Regions from separate parts of the Homo sapiens genome. Here all the other regions are linked to region 2. Evidence: read pairs that join two places in POLR2A ChIA-PET (ENCODE). Cell type or tissue: CD4-positive, alpha-beta T cell. All regions are shown on one strand.

What was found. ChIA-PET counts read pairs that join two places held together with the same protein. Peaks named below come from ENCODE experiments on the same cell type or tissue, not always from the same donor. Only the 100,000 strongest peaks of a DNase experiment are listed, where the experiment ranks them.
Region 1: POLR2A ChIA-PET joins it to region 2 with 23 read pairs; 2 of 35 experiments call an interaction of 5 or more read pairs at or near these places.
Region 3: POLR2A ChIA-PET joins it to region 2 with 10 read pairs; 3 of 35 experiments call an interaction of 5 or more read pairs at or near these places.

The regions. Positions count from the first base shown.
Region 1 is chr1:223,513,728-223,518,727 of GRCh38, forward strand. No RefSeq gene overlaps it. Among named protein-coding and RNA genes, the nearest start is that of CCDC185, 120 kb to the left of the region's middle. In CD4-positive, alpha-beta T cell, no CTCF peak of the experiment used is centred here; a DNase peak (open chromatin) is centred at 1,944; H3K4me3 peaks cover 325 bases; H3K27ac peaks cover 1,943 bases.
Region 2 is chr1:223,362,174-223,367,173 of GRCh38, forward strand. It overlaps SUSD4 (sushi domain containing 4), which reads right to left and starts at 2,003. Exons shown (of 9, transcript NM_017982.4): 1 at 1,884-2,003; 2 at 1,105-1,287. The coding sequence starts at 1,252. In CD4-positive, alpha-beta T cell, no CTCF peak of the experiment used is centred here; DNase peaks (open chromatin) are centred at 1,428, 2,058, 2,768, 3,048 and 1 weaker place; H3K4me3 peaks cover 2,278 bases; H3K27me3 peaks cover 356 bases.
Region 3 is chr1:223,228,020-223,233,019 of GRCh38, forward strand. SUSD4 (sushi domain containing 4) reads right to left here. Exons shown (of 9, transcript NM_017982.4): 6 at 1,178-1,369. Among named protein-coding and RNA genes, the nearest start is that of TLR5, 87 kb to the left of the region's middle. In CD4-positive, alpha-beta T cell, no CTCF peak of the experiment used is centred here; DNase peaks (open chromatin) are centred at 2,252 and 2,622; H3K27ac peaks cover 3,233 bases.

The DNA.
Region 1 (5,000 bases), 150 kb after region 2:
TCCATGGTAAATTCTGCAAAAAATCTCCCTCTTCCTTTGAATGATGTATTATCCAGGAGTTTCAGCCACAAGCACCATTTTATCATCTCATTACACCAATCACAGCTAAGGCTACAATAAACACTTGGAATAATAAGGTGCAGACACAATTACATGCTTTACCCTTCTCTGGTCTTTGAGAATAATAAACATGGTCACAGAGCCTGGTATTCAGATGAGGCTTTCCTGAGGACCCTTATTTCCAAAATCTGAAATTACCAGAAGGGTAAATTAAAGAATGAATACTCATTTGGTAAAAAGGATACCTTGTTTACAAAATAATTTTACTTTAATGGTAGGGATTTCCAGCTATTTACCACTTGTCAAACCAGAAGAAAGAAACTCCAAAGTGTTAGGAGCTATTGTTAAAGATCAATTAAGACTGTAGAAACCACATCTCAGAAACATTTATGAAATTAATTGAGAATTATAATTTGTATCACACACTGTTTCTATGAATGCATCTCTTTTCTAAAATAAGACCCAGCTGTAAATTATGGGGACAACATGGGTTGGTAAATGCTCTTCAGATGCCTGATGGGTGCATTTCCTGTCTCCCCTGGGTGTTAATCTCCTGCGTGGGAAGACTCTGTTTTCTGTGTGTATCACCTAGGATGCTTTTGGCTGCGAGTACAGAATATTTCAACTGAAATGGCTTAAACAATAAGGACATTTATTATCTCACAGGTCGAGCTGTCTGGAAACAGGAAGTTCTAGGCTTGGTTAATTCTGTGTGATGAAGTTGTCAGGCACCTGCTGCCTCCCCTCTTTGCACTCTGCCATCCTCAGTGTCATCTGGTCCCCTCAAGGTAGCTGGATGGCCGCTGACCACTGGTTCTCACACAAGCCCATCAGAAGGAAGGGAGGACAGCCTCTCTTTTACATTTCTTTTGTTGCCAGAGAGAAAATCCTCCCTAGTAGTTCTCTAGAAGGCTTCCCTTGCTGGTTCCTTAGTCAACGTTGGGTTTGACATGCACTCCACAGCTTTGAGAAAGCCTGGAAAGTGAAATGGCATTTGCAGCTGCTTCTATCTTGAGAGTGACGTTCTCAGCCACAAAGGAAGAAGGAGATTTAGAAACACTGTTGGTTCAGAAACCAAACATATCTGCCACAACACCCAGACCCTGCCCTCTTCTAAAGCCATAGGCCAAGGCTCTGGCACAGCAGGTGCTCAGCAAACACAAGCTAAGAAATAAAACATCCAAGAGCCAGTGCAAACCAGTGCTCACTCAATCAATCTCAATTTCCTAATGGGTATTTCCAATTTTGATATAGAAGCCTCCTACACAGGCACCAAGAGCCAGTCCCCCTTTGCCCACCTCTTGTCCAGGAGGTGGCTGGTCAGGCAAACCCATACCACAAGTAAGGGAGCCTTTTCCAGGTTTTGTTGTTATCTTGTTCTCAAGTCATTCAAGAGACTGACTTTCCTGGCAGTGGAAACCTGAAGACCCTTGCAGGAGAAGAGCCACTGCCAGGAGCAAAGCTGTCCCCACACAGATGAGAGCCTTTGCTAGTCTTGACCTCGGATCTGGAAATAGAAGGGTCTTGTTCATGTTCCCAAGGAAATTGAGGAGAACACTCTTGAGTTAAAACAGGTGCTTCACACAGGGCCCTTTAGAGGAGCTAAAACCAAATGGCTTTCAAGAGAAGAGAACAGTAGTTCAGAGACAAACTTTATCAGACGTTTGGATAGCCCCATCCCCAGCAGGGACCTGTGGGCCAGGACACTCCCTTTTCCTCAAGATGTAGCTGGGGACTCACTGAAATGTCACAGCCTCTTCAACTTGCAGTTGTGACAAAAACTCACTGATCTCAGTGGCCCCGTGGCCTCTTACCAGCATTCTGTCTGTACACTCAGCTTCTTCCAGGAAACCAGAGAAAAGGTAAAGGCTTCACTAGAGATCACATCAAGCACGGAAATCAGAAAGGGGCTTTGCCACAGATAATTTTGAGGTGAATGCCGGGTGCCTCCCAGGAAGCCACATGCCACTGGAGCCGGAAGAAATACAAAAGATACTCATTTAATACCTGAGGAAACTGAAGCCCCAGAGGGAGACACACAGGTATTTTGGCTCATTGGAGAAGCTAATGAGCCCACTCTCCACTCCTAATTAGTTGTATCATATTGGACAAGTTGATAACCACTTTGAATATTGGTTTCTTCATCTGTAAAATGGAGTTAATAACGTTGGCTGCACAGGGCTGCTGTGAGCATCAGACAAGATGAGGCGTGCAGGGGTGGTGCATCTTGGAACGGGAAGTCTCTGCCCAGCTTCCCTCCCCCGCCACCTCCCCACACTGCCTCGGGGCTCCTGGGGGCTGCAGCTGGCTGGGCATCCTCACTGTGTGGACACTATCCTCTCTCTCCACCCAACTCAGAGGCTGTCAGCTCAGGCAGACCAGGCAGGCAGGGGACCCCCTCCCGGGATTCCCCACACGGGAGTGTGGCCACCCTGGCCAGTGGGGCTGAGCCCTCTGAGGATGCACAGCTCCTCCCTCTCCTGCTTGCTCAGAGCCATCTGTTCTTTGTCCCCATAGAGAGGCCAAGTCCCAGAGCCACGGGGAAGATGGCAACTGCTGCTGTAAGGGCTGGGGCTCATGCCTCCTACCACTTCCTTCCAATCCCACCCTGGCCTGCCCTCATGGGGGCCCCTGGGCCTGTTCCCAGGCTCAACCACGTGTCAGGAGCAAAGCTGGCCCTCAAGGACCAGGGACACCCTCCCTACCTCCCTCATGCCTACTCCTGGGAGGGGCTGGACAGGACCCATTGTTGTCTGGGTTCTGGGTAGTCAGTGAGTATCTAAATGAGAACAATAGCCCCATAGACCATTCTGGAAGAATGTCTTCAGGAAAATCATTGTTCATAGGGACCAGCCGTTCTGCCCCACAGCTCTCCTGGACTCTGGGCACAGGTGGGGAGGGCCTTGGGGTGTCCTAAGCACTATGCCCTGACCAAACACCAGCTACCTGACTTCTGGGCCCTTCCATTCCCTGCAAATCCCTCATTTGAATTGGAAATGACTCCTGCAGAGAAAGCTTCCAGCACAAATAGAGATACCCAGAGCCTGTGGGCAGCCCTGGGGTGGCAACCCACATTCCTACTTGCAACTTCTGGTGGGACGTAAGCACGAAGCATTATGCCTCAGGATGCTCTAAAGCTTGATGTGGAGACATGGCCTGCCTGACAAGGGATTGGTAAGGAATAACTGAATAGCAATTGTATTTTTAAAGCACTTTGCAAAGTGCCACATAAATAACTCCTCGTGTAAGTGATTGTCACATATATAAAATGCTATCGATGGCAGAAAAAATTATCTCTGGCGGCAGAGACACACATATCTATGCCAGGAAAGCAGGTCTCTGGTAGGGAGGCACCTGTGGTGTACTGAGAAATAAATGTCAGCAGAGACCTGTCCCTGTTCTTGATCTCCCCATTGCCACATGCAGACCACAGGAGATGTGTTTATGTGTGTGTGTTTTTTTTTTTTTTTTTTGAGACGGAGTTTTGCTCAGTCACCTAGGCTGGAGTGCAGTGGCGTGATCTCTGCTCACTGAAAGCTCCGCCTCCCGGGTTCACGCCATTCTCCTTCCTCAGCCTCCCAAGTAGCTGGGACTACAGGCACCCGCCACCATGCCCAGCTAATTTTTTGTATTTTTAGTAGAGATGGAGTTTCACTGTGTTAGCCAGGGTGGTCTCGATCTCCTGAGCTCGTGATCTGCCCGCCTCGGCCTCCCAAAGTGCTGGGATTACAGGCATGAGCCACCACGCCCGGCCATTTATGTGTTTTTTAAATCACCAGCAATGAAATCCACTTAAAATATTGCAACAGCCCTGATGTGGGGAACTTATGGTGACATAGATCGCACTGATTACTGCCTTTGATTCTTTGAAGAGTGTGAGAGACTAAAGCAGAACTATTATTTTTCAATCTTATCTGTGTTTGCTAGTTTTCTTACTCACTCCACATCTATAGAGGCTTCTAAAGGGGAGTAATCCTTCCACTAATAGCATGGCATTTGTATTCATTAGACAATTTATTTAACACAAGGCAGCTTTTAAAGGCCAAACAAGGCCAAGCACCTTGGCTCACACCTGTAATCCCAGCACTTTGGGAGGCCAAAGCAGGTGGATCACTGGAGCTCAGGAGTTTGAGACCTAAAGACTCCTCCAGAAAGCTCCTAGAACTGATAAAAGAATTCAGCAAAGTTTCTGGATGCAAGATTAATGTACACAAATCAGTAGCTCTTCTACACACCAACGGCGACCAAGCGGAGAATCAAATCAAGAATTCAATCCTTTACAATAGCTGTGAAAATAAAATAAAATAAAATACTTAGGAATATACCTAACCAAGGAGTCAAAAGACCTCTACAAGAAAAACTACAAAACACTGCTGAAAGAAATCATAGATGACACAAACAAATGGAAATATATCCCGTGCTCATGGATGGGTAGAATCAATATTGTGAAAATGACCATACTGCCAAAAGCAATCTACAAATTCAATGCAATTCCCATCAAAATACCACCATTGTTCTTCACAGAATTAGAAAATACAATTCTAAAATTCACATAGAACCAAAAAAGATCCTGCTTAGCCAAAGCAAGACTAAGCAAAAAGAACAAATCTGGAGGTATCACACTACCTGTTTTCAAACTATCTTATAAGGCCATAGTCACCAAAACAGCATGGTACTGGTATAAAAATAGGTGCGTAGACCAATGGAACAGAATAGAGAATCCAGAAATAAACCCAAATACTTATAGCCAACTGATCTTTGACAAAGCAAACAAAAACACAAAGTGGGGAAAGGACACCCTTTTCAACAAATGGGGCTGGCATAATTGGCTAGCCACGTGTAGGAGACTGAAACTGGATCCTCATATCTCACCTTACACAAAAATCAACTCAAAATGGATTAAGGACTTAAGCCCAAGACCTGAAACTATAAAAATTCTA
Region 2 (5,000 bases):
ATGCCTGGGTTATTGATTACTCTGTGTTAAAGCCCAACTTATTACACCTCTCCTCCACTTTTGCTAATTTTTCACTCATTTTTTTTCCATTTTCACCTTTGAATTCTCTGAAACAGCAATATTTTAAAACGCTAAAATGGTTTATTTACATCAGTCAATACTTGCTTTTCAACCAAAGATAATTTATTTATATATTAACAGTATCTCAGCTCCTTTTAACGTCCACATCAGCAAGCTCTAGAGAACGTTTGCAATGGACAGGAATGATGGACAGCAATGAGCAGTGGAGGCAGGGAGACTAGGCTCTCAAATTCAGACAGGAACTCCATCTGTCTTCCTCTACCACAACTAAAAGATACCCCTCCCCCAGAACCAAATATGTTATAGATTAGCCGCCCACGGAGGCTGAGGCTATCAATTTTATTTCAGCTAACTTCTACTTCATAGAAGAGCAACTGACTTTATTCCCTGAAATCATACCTCGATGAGCAAAGCAATCTGTCAGAGGCACACCTGAAAGAATACCTCTGCACCTCCTCCACGCCCCCAACATACACATACATGCTGCACACACAGGGGAAGGGAAAGTTAACTTTCAAATAAACCTGCCCCGCAGCCAGTCTGACCACGTTTCCAGACCCTTCACATTCTCAAAGGTGGTTCTTAAACTCTTGCTTAAATCCAGAGGCTGAAATCTGACCTCTATCTGCTGAAGGCATTGGCAAGAGGTCCACAAATACACCACTCCCCACTGCCCCCACCCCCCACCCCTCCCCCCCCCGCCCCCGCTTCCTTGGCCAAAGTGGGAATAATGGGCCAGGCTTTATTGTCTTTCCTTGGGAGAAGCCAGGCCCGGAGGCTGGTGGGAAGCTCCAGACAGAATGTGGGTGTGTGAATCTGTGCGGGCTCCACATGGGAATTTTCAGGGAACTCCAGCGGTTTCGGAGAAGGGCGGCCATAGGCTGGGACGCAGGCACCCTCGCGTTGTCAGATCCTCCTGAAGTCTGGGTGTATGGGGGAGGGGTGCAGGGCTGTCCTGGCAGCTAGGCTCTTTCTCCCCTCTGGGCCATCCCCAGGCCCTCCCACCACAGCTGGGTCACTCACCGCCCGTGAGCTGTGCAGGGCCGAAGCACAGCGCCAGCTGAAACCACAGGATCACGGCCAAGAGTCTCTGGGGGGACTGAGGTTGCTGCTGCTGCTGCTGCTGCTCTAGAAATCCATCTCCATTGCTCGGGTTCATTCCATGATACATCTTTCATCCACAGAGGGCATCCAGCTTGCAAGAGTCTGCAACCAGAAGCGGAACACCACAATAAGCCAGTCTGTCCGGGCTCGGGGGCCACGCTCCCCCTCCTCCGCTCTGGGACCCGGCGCCTCGGCTTCCCAGGCTCCATCCTGGTTCCTCCCCCGCGCGGCCCCCGCCCCCTTTCCCACGGCGAGGTCCCCCGCCTTCCCCCGAGCCGGGTGCACTGAGTAACAGCCGCCGTGGGATGCTGCGCGTGCTGGGGGATGGAGGACAGGAGGGAGGGCAGGGGTTAGCGCACATTGGCTCCGCGCCGGTCCCCGGGATTCAGCAGCTGTGCCCACCACAGGAAAGTCTAGAGCCTCCCCGCGTCTCGGGGCCGCGAAGACACTTTTCCCTGGGCCTATACATTTCACTCTGGGAATCTCACAATGTGGCACCGTCTCCCCCAGCTACTTCTCTGGTTTTCCTCGGGATTGGGATCGATCCTACTGCCCCAGTCCCCAGTGAGATTTCTCTGCGCTGTCAAAAAAAAAAAAAAAATTCTCCCTTGGGGAGCTGCACCAGGCACCAACTCCCCCTCCCCGGCCTGCGCGCGCCTCCTCGGAATGGAAGACCCTTCCGGGACTGTCGGTCTTACCTGTGGGTCTCATGCATGCAGCTTCCTTCCCTCCTCCGCCTCCTCCCCCCGCCAGTCTAACCCGCATCTGTGCGCGACCTCTGCTGCCGCCGCTGCGCGAGCGAGCGAGACGGAAGCTTCGGCGGCGGCGCTCGGCTCCAGCTCCCCCGCCCGCGCGCTCCCTCCCCAGGCGCCCCCGAGCGGGCGGGTGTTGGGGGAGGACGGGAGCCCGGCCGCGCGCCCCCGCGGAGGCGCCCGCGCGCCCGCTACCTGAACTCGCGAGCGCGCGGCGGCGGCGGCGCGGAGAGAGGGAGTGGGTGGGGACGGGGTGAGTGGGGGGGCGGGGACGGGGCGAGGGGTGCGCGGGCGCGCGAGCACGCGCCTCTGCCAACCCAGCCGGCGCCGCGGCGTGGCCGGAGACTGGCGAGGGCGGGGACGGGGAAAGGGGCCCGCCGCCGCGACCAATGGGAAGCCCGCGCGCCTGCACCTGTCGGGGCGCGAGGCGCCGGCGGCCGGTCTTGCACACGCACGCAGCTCGGTCGCCCCTTCCCCGGCGCTGGACTGCAGCCCCTGCCCCGGCTGCGCGCCAGCTCAGGTGCCCGCCCCGGCCTCCGCGCGGCCTCTGGTGCCCCCAGCCCGCGGCGCGGCGCGGGAGAGCGCTCCGCCCTAGAACTACCGCCGCGGCGGTGGCTGCAGACCCGGGGCGAGTGCGCGGCCGGCAGCTCCCAACCCCAGAACTCTCGCCACAGACCCGGTTAACTTGAGCACCGCCAATTGCCCGAGTCTCTTAATTTCCCGCGTTAACCCCTCCCCGCTCCCATCTCCGCCGAAGCTCTGCGCGTCCCCAGGGAGCCCGAAGGACCATCTGAGGCGGCTGAGAGACACTCTCCCCCTCCCCCACACCCTTGGTATTTTCCCTCTGCCAGCCGCAGGTGTTGCGAGTGAGGACCCCTGTCCGGTCTTGGAGATGCGCGGGGCCCTCGGAGCCTTGGCCTGGGAGGCGCTCCCGGGGGCGGGGAGGCGGGGGTAGCGGGTGATTGGTGACACGCAGAAGGTTGGGTACCTGGAGGAGGGGAGGCTTCCGGGGTCGTAGATGGGAAGCCAAGGGGGTCGGTGGTAATTGCCCTCCCAGCCCCAAGTGGAGAGAGTTGGCCTGGTCGGTCCCCTGTCTCTGCGCCGATTCTGGTGTCGGAGCTCAGCCCGCAGTGGTTGCAGCTCTCACTCGCCGCCGGCTCTGATCGCCCGCGGTCGGTTTCAAGATAGGGAAGCCCACATTCCAGCCACAGTGATTAAGAGGTGTCAGCTAATGAGGTGGCGTCCACCGGCAGCGCTTTAGAGCCAGTGACACTCCATGATTCTGTAGCAATTTGTGGATATGAAAACTATGTTCCTGATACAGCTACTAAATCATCCTTTGCTTCTATCGACTTTCCCAAAATCTCACATACTGATGGTAGTTGGGAAATTACAGCTTTTATACTGTGTCAGCTCTTACTGGGAGTAATTTTAACACATTCTTTCAGGATAGATTAGCTTTTAGTAGATAAGTCAAGCTCCGTTATTTTGTTTTTTGCTTTTGCGTGTGTGTGAAATTGAGATGGCAGCTTTGCACAAAATAAACAAGATGTTGACTAGCACAAGTCCAGTTTTGCTACAGCTTGTACTTTGGGACCCCAAAATCTTAGTAGGGGACCATCCACCTTCCCAAGGTCCTGTGACTGTCCTCTACAGTTTGTATATTTATTCCATTTTTCTTTCTTAGTAAATTTTCTAAATCTTTTTAAATATCCACCAAATCAACAACGGTCAGAAATATTTGTTGACCATGCACATGTTCTTAACAATTATAAGAGATATATCTAAGTGCCATTGAAATCTGTTCTTTGGCTGGAGTACAATCTAATTTTAACAGAGAATGTTGGGACTGAAAGGAACATTCAAGTTTATCTGATCCAAACATGGGATCTATGCTTGAGTTTCCTCTCTGACATTTCTAATAAGTGGTCATTCAGCCTCACTGAATACTCATCAAGGTAGCCTGTTTATATTTGCCAGCAGGTCTCTTAGAAAAGTCTTTCTTATATTGAACTGAAATCTACTTCCCTGAAACCTTTACCCACTGATTCTGGCTCTCCTCTGTGGGCCCACGCAGCTAAATAGAATTCCTCTTTCTTAAGAGAGCATCTCATGGCTTTGGAGATGGCTTCGTGTTCCCTTGAGTCTTCTCTTCTCTGGGTCACGCATAGCCATTTCCTTCAGTGCGACGATTCCCAGACTTTTCACCAGCCTGTGGCCTTTCTCTGACCCAGTTTCTCAATGATATCCACCCCCAGCAATCAAAGTTTGTTTCCAGAAAGAGGCCCTACTTTCCCTCTGTGGGTTCTGACCAGTACAGGCCGGTACTGTTGCTTTCTGTATTTTAAACAACTTGCTTCTATTAATTCAGCTGAAGAAGACAAGCATTTGGAGGGCAACTACAGCATAACATATTGTTATTATTATTATTATTTTTAATTATTGTTATACTTTAAGTTTTAGGGTACACGTGCACAATGTGCACGTTAGTTACATATGTATACACGTGCCATGCTGGTGCGCTACACCAACTCGTCATCTAGCATTAGGTATATCTCCCAATGCTATCTCTCCCCGCCCCCCACCCCACAACAGTCCCCAGAGTGTGATGTTCCCCTTCCTGTGTCCATGTGTTCTCATTGTTCAATTCCCACCTATGAGTGAGAATATGCAGTGTTTGGTTTTTTGTTCTTGCGATAGTTTACTGAGAATGATGATTTCCAATTTCATCCATGTCCCTACAAAGGACGTGAACTCATCATTTTTTATGGCTGCATAGTATTCCATGGTGTATATGTGCCACATTTTCTTAATCAAGTCTATCATTGTTGGACATTTGGGTTGGTTCCAAGTCTTTGCTATTGTGAATAGTGCCGCAATAAACATACGTGTGCATGTGTCTTTATAGCAGCATGATTTATAGTCCTTTGGGTATATACCCAGTAGTGGGATGGCTGGGTCAAATGGTATTTCTAGTTCTAGATCCCTGAGGAACCACCACACTGCCTTCCACAATGGTTGAACGGGTTTACAGTCCCACCAACAGTGTAAAAGTGTTCCTAT
Region 3 (5,000 bases), 130 kb before region 2:
TAATGCATCTGCCTCTTGAGAACAGAGGTGGGCATCTCTCTTGCCTGGAGAAGTTGCTCCGAAATGGACCAAGGGGTGGGGGAGTGGGAAGCTGGGCCCTTTGTGAATGTTCTGGGATATGCTGTGGGGTTGGGTAAAGCAAGAAACAGAGGGTAAAGGGGACCCCTGTTCCACAGCTCTCATGCCCTACCACCTCTAGCCATCAACTGCCTGCCAGGTCAGGGGCAGCAAGAGCAGACCTTTCCAGAAGAGACTTATCCTTTGGGCACAGGCCACCCTGTCTCTTAAATGTCTCTCTGCCTTGTCATGACCACCCTCTTAGACACTCTCTTTGCACTTCTCCCCCGGCTGGCTCACAGGATCATGTGTGCGCCTCCAGAGACCTGGCATTAACAAGTGCTTCCTTGTGTCCAGGGGAAAGGCATGCAGTCATCAGCACTGCTCAGGGCAGCATCCCCAGCCTGGAAAGGGCTGGAGAGAGTGGGAAGGAGACAGTGGGTGTGTGCTGGTGCCCCAGTCTCTATCCTGTGGTCACTACCCAGGTGCACTGAGGCCAGTGGGGAAGGTGGTTTGCAATTAAGTCATTTGCTTTTAACTATGAAGCCCTGAAGCTTGCAAATGGCCTATAGTTTTACAAGTGAGAGCAGGTGTTACCCACAGTATCATCTGTATTCTGATATGTGTCCTTGAGTGGAAGAGAAAGGTAAAGTTATGCGTTGCTTGGGTCCAGGGCAATGCATCTAATTCTGGTCACACCCACAGGCCTGTGTCCTTACCAGTGGAAAAGGACAAGGCTGGGAGAAAAAAGAGTGTGGAGGCTGGAGGTCTTTCCATGGATGCTAGGGGTCTAGGGACCCTGTTTAGATGGTCAGCTTTTTAACCTGGGAATGGACAGGTTAATACTCCTGACCCTCTGAATAGGGTCCCTAGGCCCCTAGCATCCATGGAAGGACCTCCAGCAGACAGTTAATACTCTTGACTGTCTGAACAGGACCTACAAGCATCTGGCACAGAGCCCAACAGCAGCCCCATCGACCCGCAATGATATGTTTCGATATCCTGTTCCTGACACTGGGTGGGGGAGGAGAGATACAGCTTGGTACATAACCACCACCCACTATGTGCAGATGGTCCAAGGAGGGTCCATCTCCTCCAAGGGTGAGGCCTTCAGTCTTACCTGATTTGATGCAGTAGACTTGATAAGAAGGAAACCACTCTCCATACTGGCAGGTGATGTACTTGTAGTCGCTGGTGAGGCTGTAGCCAGGATCGCAGTAAAACTCCACCACAGTTCCGTGGTTGTAGCGCTCACAAGGCCGCGGGTGGCAGACGAAATCTCCGTGACTCACCATTGGAGGTAGTGGACAGACTTGGGCAGTAGGGGAGAATAAAAGTTTCAGAACCACAAGCTCACCTTTGTCTGAAGCCCCTAAGACGAAGAATGGCCTAGGAGAACTCAGTTAAAAATGTGCTTATGGATTAATCACCAGGCTACTGAGTTGCATTAGAGATGGTCTCTTTTTTAGTATTTCATGGAAGGCGGAATGGAAGCCTGCTGTAATATTCTGAGCACGTGCCGTTGTGACATGGCATTGTGAAGTACATCGTAAAAGAGAGGTTCGTTTTACAATGCAAAGAGTATGCCTATTTAATAGAGAGTATTAAGCTACTGTATTAATAATGCATGCTATTATGTGCCAGACAACCTAGTAAATAAAATTAACATATTTCTGTACAAAATCTTTACTGAAAGGCATAGTTATCCCAAGCCTGTTTCTGTGACCACAGTAGTAATTTGGGTCTATTAAAATCACAGGGCAGTGTCCCTAACCTGATCCCCTACAGCTCTGCTGAGGCTTAGCCAATGACGAACATGGAGCAGTTCTTCTAGCTCTGCTTGCAGAGCCAGGGCACAGCCTCCAGGGCAACCAGAGTTAGGTGCCTTGGGCATGAGGCTTGGTTCTGCCACCAACACCACACTGTGTGACCTTAAGCAGATCCCTTAACCTCTTTGAGCCTTGATTTTTCTCCTCTGTCAAATGGAAGCTTATTCTACCCTAGGAGGACGCCTTAGGGTTCTGACTCGAATATCCCATCATGTTAGGGGAAGAAAAAGTTGTTTTTAGTGTCTTTAGTATCTTGGTACTGCATTCTAGGTTGCGAGGTAAGGACGGTTCCATCTCTGTCACCACAAAGACGGCTTCAGTGGGAGTTCGGTGCTTTTTATGCCACAAGGAGCTCATTCTTGGATGAGGACTCAGAAATAAACAGTGCTGCTGCTTAAACATTCTTCAAGAAACAGTCAAACCACAGATTCTATCAGTGCCAACTTCAAACCCACACTCACAGAAACCAGTAAGAATTCTGACCAAAAAAAAAAAAACCTAAACGAAAAAGAGTTAACTTTTGATTCCCTCCCTTGGGGTAACCAAACACCCTGGCCAGTGCAGAACAGGCACTGCCCACCATACAGGCCAGAAGAGGTGCCCTCTCCACACTGGCCACTGAAACTACTCACTGGCAGCAGTGGGTGCCACTTGGAAAACAAGATGGCCCTCCCTGCAGAGCAGGCCACCCTGCCGGAGGTGTCCCGATGCGTGTGAAGCAGGGTTGGAGGCACACTACAGGCACTCTCTAGTCCTTCAAACAACACTGTAGTGTAGATCTTGTTGGTTCTTTCAGAGAAGGGGAAACGGAAACTCACAGAAGCAACTAGAGGAGTGAGTAGAAGCCCAGGTATGCTCTAGACAGGCCTAGGTCTGAATTCCGGCTGAACTACTCACCAGCCGAGTCACCCTAAACCAATCCCTGTGCATCTTTGAGCTTCAGGGTCCTCAGCTGTACAACAAGAGTCTCTGAGGGCTATCTCGAGAAATGCTGGTGAGGGCTTAGTTCAGAGCTGACAAACTGTGATTATTCAGGGAAAACCAGGACTTGAGTATCTAAAGAGATGGAATTTAACGAGGTGATGGCAAAGTGGAGAAGCCAGCAGGAACACCCCAAGATTAGTGAGAGCAGGAAGCCACTACCGCTCCTGGGCTGGTGGGATGAAGGGGTCTCGTTGCTGGGGTCCCTAGTGGAAGGTGGAACCATGGAGGTCTATCCCGCGGGAACTGGAGCCCGGGGAAACTCAGACCCCGCTGGAGATGTCCCCAGGGCAGGAACAGTGAGGGAGAAGTAGCCTGGTTCTCCACCTGCCCACCCTCCAGGCTCCCTCTGGACAAAGCCAGTGGGGAGCCAGGTGACAAGGGGGTCTGGGAAACAGGGTCTGCGGTGGACAGCCTGTCTAGATCTGGTGCAGTGCAGGGAAGGTCCAGGGCAGATCTGAGGCTGGCAGGCCCAGGTGTGCTCAGTAAATGGTGGCTGTCAGGTGGCTGCTGTGAGCATCCCACAGGTGGACACTGGCAGAGACAGGCTTTGAGCTCTGACTCTGAGGCCCAGGAGCTTTCTGCTGCTCTGCCTCAGGGTCTCTCCTGGGCTGGCAAATGCAGTCACACAACCCCTTGCATTTCCACAAACAGGGGCTCTTTTCAAGTTTGCTACCACCAGGGTGCTCTGGGAGCATCTCCAGGAAATAAAGCAGAAGGAAGCAAAGGGAAGGACAGCTGATGAGGAACAGGGAGAGAGAAAAAGGCACTGGCCACGTTGTTGAACTGGTCCTGGGAGATCCAGGGATGTGGCCGTAAGGGCTCTTCTCTCCTTGGAGGCCCTCCTCCGTGCTGCTTCTCCTCTACTCAATTCCTGGTTCTTCCCACAAGGAAGGGGTCTCCAGTGGCCCCGGGACTGCCTGGGGGCCCCCTTCCCTGCACTGCTGGAGCATTCCCCAGCGCTGTTGTACGCTCAGGAGGCCGGCATCTTCTCTGGGACAGGAGCCCCTTTCTGTGGTCAAGGGTATGGCAAGTGTCCATTGACAGATGAATGGATAAAGAAAATATAGGCAATATACACCACAGAATATTATTCAGCCTTAAAAAGGAAGGAAATCCTGCCATTTAGGACACAATGGAGAAACGTGGAGGACGTTCTGCTAAGTGAAATAAACCAGGCACAGAAAGACAAGATACTGCATGATTTCACTTATATGTGAAATCTAAAGAAGTTGAATACATAAAACCAGGGAGCAGAACAGTGGTTACCAGGGTTGGGGAGGTAGAGGGAATCAGAAGATGTAGGTCAAAGGGTAAAAGGGTGCAGTTCCATAGGACGAAGCCCAGAGCTCTGATGTATAGTATCCAGACTCCAGTTAATAATACTGTATTATACACTGGAAATTCACTAAGAGAGTAGATTTCAGGAAATGGATTATGTTAACTTACTTGACTGTAATAGTCATTTCACTGTGTAGATGTATCTCAAAACATCATGTTGTACACCTTAAATATCTAACATTTTTATGAAAGAGAAAAAGAGGTACACAGAGCAGGAAGGCACTTCTCCTCAAAGGCTCTCTAAACAAGCCCCTGAGGGCCACTGTAGGATTAGAAAATTACCAAAACTCTTTTCAAAGCACAGAAAATGTCATGAAAGAGCCCACATAAATGTATGCAAGTTTGTTATCAGCAGCATTTTTTTCTCACTGGGCCTGAAAGATGAACGACTGTTCAAATCATTGCATTCACCCCGAGGCAAATGGTCCCATGGTGTGCTCAAGAATTTCTGTACCATACAGATCAACCATTTAATCAATCATTTAATGAGCAAAGGCAGGCAGCACGGAGTGGCATATAGGGCCGTGGGCTGTGGAGTTACCCAAATTTGTGTTCAAACCTCAGCTCTACCACTGATGAGCTTCAGGGTGTTAGGCAGCTTGTTTGACTTCTCAGGGTCTTAGCTTTCCCATCTGTCTAATGAGTGAAACAATTCCCAACTCCTCCAGTTGTTGAGAGGATTTGAAGATGTATGAAAACTGCATAACACAAAGGTCAGGGACACAGTAGGCACTTAATAAATAATAGCTATTAGTATCACTGGTGTCCAAACTTGCTGGGGTTCCCATGCTG